Regions from separate parts of the Homo sapiens genome. Here region 2 is linked to region 1. Evidence: chromatin loops called from intact Hi-C (ENCODE). Cell type or tissue: endothelial cell of umbilical vein. All regions are shown on one strand. Links, peaks and the distances in the headings refer to the core of each region. The heading gives the core; the rest is flanking DNA.

Region 1 (4,393 bases), core at 7-4,006:
TTGTGTTTGGGGTGTGTAAATCTGTCTCTAACTGGACTGGGTGCTTTTTGAGAGCTGGAAGTGAGTTACATATACTTCATGTCTTCCACAGAGTCCAGCCCAGTAATGGGTAGAGTAGGTGCTCCATGAGTGTCTTAGGATGTAAGATTTTCATTCTCCTGCTCAGCAGGTCTGGGGCAGGGCCTGGGTGTCAGCACTCTCAGGTGCCCCCAGCTGATTCAATGTGGCCAGGATTGGGAACTATGCAGTGAAGGCACTGTGCTGATTTAGGTATTTCTTGATGCCAAACTGAAGAACAAGGATTGAAACGGAGGAACAAAGTGACCCAGAATCTATTCTAGCTGTAGCAGGAACATTGTTCAATCATTTCAAGTTTGGATGTCGCTCTTTTTTGAATGAATCAGTTTGAACTGAAAAGGGCCAAATGTGGTTTAGTCTCCTTTTCAATGGCACTTTCTCCCTCATTGAAATGAGAACAGAAATCTATCTGATATTTGTATGTAAGGCCCTTTAGATCTGAGACCCTTTAAATATGCCATGTTCCCAAGGCGGCAGGAGGGGGAGTCTGAGCCTGGAGACAGACCTTTTCTGAGGCCTTCCGTGCTGAGGTGCAAGACCCGGGGAGCAAGAACTGATAATGTGGGTCATCCTGGGACATGAGGGAGCCTTTGAAGCTGGAGACAGGCTGACTCCCCAGCATCCCGGAAGCTACGAGACCCTCACAGGTAGAATTCAGTTTGGTTCTGCTCTAGCACCAGCTCTATGCCAAGGTGACTGGGACCCAGAAAATTTCCAGTAGCTGGATGGATTCTAGAACCATCAGATTCAGTTCTAGGGCAAACAAGAAGCCTGATCCCCAGGTTAAGCAGACTCTTCTTCCAGGGCTTGGAAGAGAGGAGTGATAGCCTTGGTACCGCCATGCCTTAGAGAGGAAGAAGTATACAGGAGCCCTGGACAGGGGTTCCTGTACAACCTGAAGGGTCCTGTGGTGTCACAGTGCTAATATCTTAGGGACCTACTTGAGAAGGGCTGCAGGCAATAAAAGCAGCCAGACAGCTGCAAAGACAAAAATAGACCCACAGTAAACAGGATGTCTTCCTGTCTTTCTGGGACATAGTGGAAGGTGGTGGGGGAGGGATTAGGGAGCCAGAGATAAGCAACTGCTTCCTCCCAGGCTTGAAGCCTTAAGGGGGTCCATGCCGACTGTTGCCGCTGCGGGTAGATGGGTGGGAAGTTTCCTCCAGCTTCTGGGAAGTCAAGGCCAGGAGACCAGCGGTGGGTGGCCTGCCGCTGGCCCTCTTAACTACACTCTCATTACCTCACCTGGAAGTGGAAGATCCCTGCGTAGTTTTCGATGAAACTTTGATCATGGGGTATGACTCGGAAAAGAAGGTGCTGGTTCAGGGTCAGGCAGGCAATGGCTGCGAGAAACCAGCAGTCCCCTGCAGGCAGACACAGGGCACAGATCGTGAGCACTCCTGCTCCTCCTGGGAAGAAAAAGCCCCAATCCCAGCCAGCCACTCCACTTCCCTGAACGGGGACTCCCTTGGTGCCCACTCTCCTACTTCCAGATCTGACCTTACAGAGGTGTCAACCCAGGGAAGGAGAATTGGACAGGAATTCCTTGACAATATGATCAACAGGTAACTTACTCCCTTGTGACTAGACATTTTCCTCAAGGCTGCAGGCAGTTCCTCCAACTGCAGTATAAACTCACTTCCTTTTTAGGCCTCAATGGAGACAGAGCAGTAGGTGATCATAACTGGGTTGTTCTTCCTAACACCTGTAGGAAATCTGCCCTGCCCTGTGCCTTTGCAATGTGAGTCCAATTCCTCTTCTGACTTCAGCGAAGACTGAGCCTCAGAGAACCATCCACCAAGATGATTTGTATTGGAAGGAAGGCCAGGTAGGCAGCTGCCCTGGAACCCGTCTATAGGGGGCAGTAAGACATTGCTGGCAACGGAATGAGCTCGGGACGTTTTCTTATTCTCTGAACCTCTTTTCTGACAGAGTACTGTATGTAGTTGGAGGTAACACTTTGCTCTCTTTCTCTCTCTCTCTCTCTCTCTCTCTCTCTGTGTGTGTATATATATATATAATAGGGGGTGTACCTGGTCACAGAGCTGCCTTCTAAGGAGGATGGGTTAAGTGAAATGCAACTGAGAGTGTGCAGGGGAGACTGAGAGCTGCCTGCAGCCACTCTCCCCTACCCTCCTTGGAAGCAGCCAGTCTTTCCTTGGAAAGAGGTTATTGGTTTGAAGGTCCCAGATTATTATGCCCAGGGCTCTGCAGGAAGCCTTCCCTCAGGTGCAGGAACCCAGATATTCATCTGATTTATTCTCAGCCTCCCCTTCTGGAATGAAATAAGCCAAATTCCTTTGGTCTTAGGTGCCCCCTTTTCCTCAAATTTAAATTGTTTCTGTTGGTGTTCTCTCCAATTTTACTTCACAGAGCTTGCTTATAGTCCACACCAAAGACAATACTTTCTGAACAAGAGGTCGAGAGAGAGGAAGATCAGATGGAGCAGTCAAGCTAACCAATCAAAGAGAAAATTGGATGCTCATCCACATGGCGGATGCCATCTTTGTGGAAAGACTCTTTTAAGATGGAGCTATGCTGGGGCAATTTAAACAAGGGTTCCAGTTACAAGTGCTTTCCTTGGCGATGCCTTTTGTGTGTGTATCTAGAATCTCCATGCCCAAGGGGCATGCTTGGTGCACAGTCACAGAGCTGTCTTCCAAGAAAGACGATACAGTGAAAAGCAGGGCTTTTGTCATGCTGAGTGGGGTATGTAAGTGTCCTTGAGATACTGGAGAGGAGGCCACAGGATGCAGATACCCCCTGTGATGCATGGCAGAGTGCTAAAGAGGCATGTAGGAGGAAATGAAGCAATCGCCAGCATGTAGATAAACGACCATAAAGCAACTGTTATAAAAAATCTTCCAAAAAGTTACTGGAAGCAAGCACAGATTGTCCCTTTACCTCCTGGAAGGGGATCACACCTTGTAATCACCCCTTGATCATCTGGCAGGATCTGACCTGAGGCACTTTCCTACCTAGCTCTCCTTGACAGATGTCAGTTCTGTTGGCTCCATCAATGATAAATCGGGGATTCTCGCAAATTTCCTGTGAAACAAAAAGGAAATGACCAGGTAAGAATAACAGTAGATAGACAGATAGATAGATAGGTATTTTTTTGAGACGGAGTCTCACTCTGTCGCCAGGCTGCAGTGCACTGGTGCAATCTTGGCTCACTGAAACCTCTGCCTCCGGGGTTCAAGTGATTCTCCTGCCTCAGCCTCTCGAGTAGCTGGGACTATAGGCATGCGCCACCATGCCCAGCTAATTTTTGTATCTTTAGTAGAGATACGGTTTCACCATGTTGGCCAGGATGGTCTCCATCTCTTGACCTTGTGATCCACCCGCCTCGGCCTCCCAAAGTGCTGGGATTACAGATGTGAGCCACCGCGCCCGGCCGCAGTAGCTATTATTTATTGAGTTCCATTATGTAGTGTTCCTGATAGTATTCCATTTGGCCCTGTGAAGGGAATACTATCATTGTTATTTTTCAGATAAGGAAACTGAGGCCCAGAGAGGTTAAGAAACTCGTGCAAAGACACACAGCTAGTAAGTAGCAGAAGCCAGAAACATGCCTCCTTTTTACATTGTCCCATGCTGCTTCCCACACTGTCATACTATTCGAGTAAGGATGCAACTTGAGAGTTAGGGCAGTGTCGGCTGGGCGTGGTGGCTCACACCTGTAATCTCAGCACTTTGGGAGGCCAAGGCGGGTGGATCACTTGAGGTCAGGAGTTCAAGACCAGCCTGGCCAACATAGTGAAACCCTGTCTCTACTAAAAATACAAAAATTAGCCAGGCGTGGTGACAGGTAATCTCAGCTACTTGGGAGGCTGAGACAGGAGAATCAAAATAATAATAATAATAATAAATTAATAAAAATAAATAAAATATAGATTCAGTGTTTTGTATTGTTTTTGAGACAGAGTCTCACTGTGTCGCCAGGCTGGAGTGCAGTGGGCGACACAGGCTGGAGTACAGTGGCGCGATCTCGGCTCACTGCAAACTCTGCCTCCCAGGTTCAAGCAATTTTCCTGTCTCAGCCTCCCGAGTAGCTGGGACTACAGATGTGTGCCACCATGGGTGGTTTCCATATTCTTAGTAGAGAGAGATGAGGTTTCGCCATGTTGGCCAGGCTGGTCTCGAACTCCTGACCTCAAGTGATCTGCCAGCCTTGGCCTCCCAAAGTGCTGGGATTACAGGCGTGAGCCACCGCGCCAGGCTAGTGATCTGGTTTTAGCCCCATTCTTCTCAGCTTCATGGAGTCTTGGCATTCCTGTGACACAGTTCAAACAGGGTCTCTCTCTCCACCTTC
Region 2 (4,393 bases), core at 313-4,312, 310 kb after region 1:
AATAGTTTGAGTAGAATTGGTATTAGTTCTTTAAATGTTTGGTGGAATTCAGCAGTGAAGCCATCAGGTCCTTGACTTTTCTTTGATGGGTGATATTTTATTACTGCTTCAATCTCATTGCTTGTTATTGTTCTGTTCAGCTTTTCTGTTTCTTCATGGTTCAATCTTGGTAGGTTGAATGTGTCCAGGAATTTATCTGTTTCTTCTAGGTTTTCCAGTTCACAATATTTTCACATATATATCCTTAAGAAAAATATGATATTATTTGCATGAACAATTTTGTACAAGTCTCCTTGCACACCTGCATTAAAGATTCTCTAAGCCTCCAAGATACATACCCAGTAGTTAAATTGTTGGGCCACTGGGTTTGTGCACCTTCAACTTTCCTAGGTATTGCCAAACCATTCTCCAAAGGAGTTGTGTTAATTCACACTCCCACTACCAGTGTATAATAGTTGCTTTTTTCTCTATATCTTGGGCAGACTTTTAAAGTTTTGTTTAACTATGGGGTGTGAAAGGAACATTTATCATAGTTTTGCATTTCTTTGATTTTTAGTTAGACAGTTGATGTTTTTAAGTATATTTATCATTTGGGCTTCCTCTTCCATGAATTACCTATTCAAACCCCTTTCCATTTTCCTGTTTAATTTGTCTTTTTCATATTGTTTTGTAGGAATTCTTTATGTATTCTCGATGTGAATCCTTACCAGTTCTAATGGTTTTAATGCATAATTTCAATATAATCTAATTTATCATTCTCCTTTATGGTTTGTGTTTTGGGGAGTCTTCCTTTTCACTCCCCCAAAGTTATAAAATATCTTCCTATACATTCTTATAAAATTTTTAAAGATTTATTTCTTACTAATAGGACTTTAATCCACCCAGAATTTATCTCCAGGTATCATGTGGATAGGGATCCAATTTTGTTTTTTCTCACATTAATAACAAATTTTCCCAGTCTCATCTATTGAATTTTTTCTCCACTGATCTGCATTGCTAATTCTGTCATGTATCAGGTTTCATATATTTTTCATGTATTTATATTCCTGTGACTCTTCCTGAGTGCCCTATTCTGTTCCAACAGGACAGATTCTCTATCCCTATGCCAACAGCACACTGACTAAAGTTTTGTGATAAATCTTGGTATCTGATAGGCCAAGTTACCAGTCCACTTGAATTGTTCTTCAGAATTCTCTTGGCTGTACTTGACCCTTTGCTGTTTCCTTCCTTCCTTCCTTCCTTCCTTCTTCCTCTCCCCTCCCCTCCCCTCCCCTCCCCTCTCCCTCCCTCCCTCCCTTCCTTTCCTCAGAGTCTTGCTCTGTCACCCAGGCTGGAGTGCAGTGGCACAATATCGGCTCACTGCAACCTCTGCCTCCTGGGTTCAAGTGATTCTTGTGCCTCAGCCTGCCGCATACCTGCGACTACAGGCATGCACCACCATGCACGGCGAATTTTTGTATTTTTAGTAGAGATGGTGTTTCACTGCTTTGGCCAGGCTTGCCTTGAACTCCTGGCCTTGAGTGATCTGCCTGCCTCAGCCTCCCAAAGTGCTGGGATTACAGGTGTGAGCCACTATGACTGGCCTGCTGTTGTAATTATATGATAGAATCACCTAGTCATGTTTTGCAATAAATGTTGTTGGGATTTTTATTGAAATGGCATTGAATTTATGAAGCCAACTTAATTACTAGAAATATTTTCATTTTATTACTATGTGCTATGTAGTCTTTGGATCTACTGTTTAAGTTCATATTCAGTTTTGATGGTGTTGTGTTTTAATAACTGACTTTCCTGCTGAGTGGCAGCAATTAGTTACTACAGAATGGGAGAAGCTGTTTTAACAGTTCACTTTACAAGGTGCTAGAAAACGCAGTTTGATCCTAGGCTGTAAAGCAGACTTTTATTTAATTACCATTGGATACTCCAGTAATGACTTAATGCACGGTTTTATGTGCAAGCTTTATAGACATTTTTTAGAAGACATTTTTTAATTGTTCACAAAAATAGAAATGCTTGTGGTATTATTAGACACCTATATATTCTTAAAAATGAACCTGGACAACATAGTGAGACCCCATCTCTACAAAAAGTTAAAAAATTAGCTGGGCATGGTGGTGCACACCTGTAGTCCCAGCTACTGAGGAGGCTAATGTGGGAGGATAGCTTGAACATGGGAGGTTGAGGCTGCAGTGAGTTGTAATCACCCCACTGCATTCCAACCTGGGCTTTAGAGTGAGACTCTGTCTCAACAAAAGCACCTATGCTATTTTTAAAATTTTGTCCCAATATGAAAGGTTTTTAATTTATTATTTTTTTCTTCTGATTATCATACCTTACCTCTTAAAGCCAACATTCATTGTAGACTTTACAAAATAATGTTTTCTTCGGGCAATTTTAGTGTCAATTTCTAATTTTTTAAAGACTTTAGATAAAAACAGGTATTTATTACCTCTATAATGTAATAATCTAAAATACCAAAAATCACTTACAATGTCAGAATATATAACTCCATTTATGACCAATCACAATTTCATTAATATTAATAAATATCATACCCTGAAACTTTGCTCAGAATGACTTTATTAGTCTACATACATCTTTAATATTGATTAGGTTTTTATAAAAACCCGCTCGTAAAATACACTAGCTATAATCAGTGCTTCTCAAACTCTCATCTCTTCGAAACTTTTTTCTTCAGTCTTTTGCTGGCAAGTACTGAACTGCTTAGAAGCTGCTTATCATTCCTCAAGGAGAAACTCAGAGTGGTTCTCTTATCCTTTCCTGAGTTAAGAGCTGACACACTTTCCTTCCCTTTAGTCTGCATTGCCGGTACTGCACCAAGCTCCAGTGTTTCCCATGGGACCCTCGAATCATCAGAATGGTGTTCTGCAGGGTTGGGGTTACTTGCTTGGAAACTGGGGGGTTAGAGACTGAGAGTCCTGCCGCAGCTTACTGGTGAGCCATTAGATATACCGGGTGGGTTTCAGTAGATGGAGGGGTGTGCTGACCTTTTTCCAGAACTTTCCCTAGGGCATAAATTGTGCAACTATAGTAAAAGGACACATTTTCCCTAGTCATATGTATCAAAAGAGCAACAGAGTTTCTAAATAAAAAGATTTTGAGAAGGGGTCACGTACACACATTTGTACCTAAGGACTGACTCGTACGTACACCACCACCATCAGTGGCAGGGGATCGAGCCCTATTTAGAGATTTCCTGCAAATTCCCTGTAATTCATACTGGGGACCATTGGAAAATGGGGTGGAAGGATGACTGTGGTTGACACATGAGTGTTCTCGTCAGGGACAGAAGAGCTGCCAGCAAGGAGGACACACACACTGGGTGTGTTGAGTTTCGCCATGGATGTGGGAGAGGGACCCTCCTTGGGTAGGCTGGGTAGGAATCCTCACACCTGGCTGGGCATCAGGATCATCTGAGGGTTTTTAAAAGGCAAACTCCAAAGTGACTTCTGACAGGCTGATTCTCAGGGGAGACCCAGAAGTCCGCATGCTTCACATGCTCTCACGTGTACACATTCACTGAGTCACTCTGATGATAAGGGCTGCTGCGGCAGGTTGGGAGCCTCTAGAACTAGACACTCTTCCATCTTGGAGAGCCCAAAGGAAGGATGACGTATTCATGGTACACATACTGCCCAGTAGAAACAGCCCAGGGCTGACAGCATCAACCTCAGCTCTGGCGGCAGAATCCTTCCCAAGGTGGTGCTCCAGGCAGGCACCACCATTCGCCTTGCTGGTGCTTGGGAAGAGCTCTATTTGCAATTCTAGCTCAGCATAGAATGAGGCCTTTCTGTTCCCTTACAATTCAGGGAGGCTCTGTGGAGGCTCCCCCAAAAGGCAAGCTATAGTCGTTGCCATCAAAGAGCTTGGGCCAGGCATGGTGCCTCACGCCTGTAATCCCAGCACTTTGGGACGCCAAGGCAGGTGGATTGCTTGAGCTCAGGAATTTGAGACCAGCCTGGGCAACATGATGTAACTCCATCTCTACAAAACATGCAAAAATTAGCCAAGTGTAACTTGTAGTCCCAGCTACTCTACTCGGGAGGCTGAGGTGGGAGGATCACTTGGGCCTGGGAGGTGGAGGTTGCAGTGATCCAAGATTGCACCACTGCACTCCAGCCTGGGTGACAGAGTGAGACCCTGTCTCAAAATAAAATAAAACAAAGGCAGAGCTTGGAGCTCTATTGAGGAGGAAATTAAGAACAGAAGGCAAGAATAATCAATGGGGTACAACCTCATGTTATGCAAAGCAAGAAAGAAGAGGGACGATGAGGGGGAGGCAAGGATGTCAGGAAAGCATTCGGGAGGAGCTGAAACTTGAACTGCATTAAGGTGAACCTAGAAGAGGGGGCAGTCCATCCCCTGGCATAGG

The links. Peaks named below come from ENCODE experiments on the same cell type or tissue, not always from the same donor. Only the 100,000 strongest peaks of a DNase experiment are listed, where the experiment ranks them.
Region 2: a loop joins it to region 1, with 2.7 times the contacts of the local background. A loop is called at or near these places in 11 of 110 quality-filtered maps.

Annotation. Positions count from the first base shown.
Region 1 is chr15:42,383,216-42,387,608 of GRCh38, reverse strand. It overlaps CAPN3 (calpain 3), which reads right to left. Exons shown (of 24, transcript NM_000070.3): 2 at 3,057-3,126; 3 at 1,324-1,442. LOC105370794 (a long non-coding RNA gene) reads left to right here and starts at 1,578. Exons shown (of 3, transcript XR_932178.3): 1 at 1,578-1,643; 2 at 1,790-1,906; 3 at 2,452-3,062. RefSeq lists enhancers at 874-2,073, 2,568-3,123 and a silencer at 2,699-2,881. In endothelial cell of umbilical vein, for the core only: a CTCF peak has its summit at 1,928; a DNase peak (open chromatin) is centred at 1,928.
Region 2 is chr15:42,072,796-42,077,188 of GRCh38, reverse strand. The region is part of intron 13 of PLA2G4D (phospholipase A2 group IVD); the gene reads left to right. Among named protein-coding and RNA genes, the nearest start is that of PLA2G4D, 20 kb to the left of the region's middle. In endothelial cell of umbilical vein, for the core only: no CTCF peak of the experiment used is centred there; no DNase peak of the experiment used is centred there.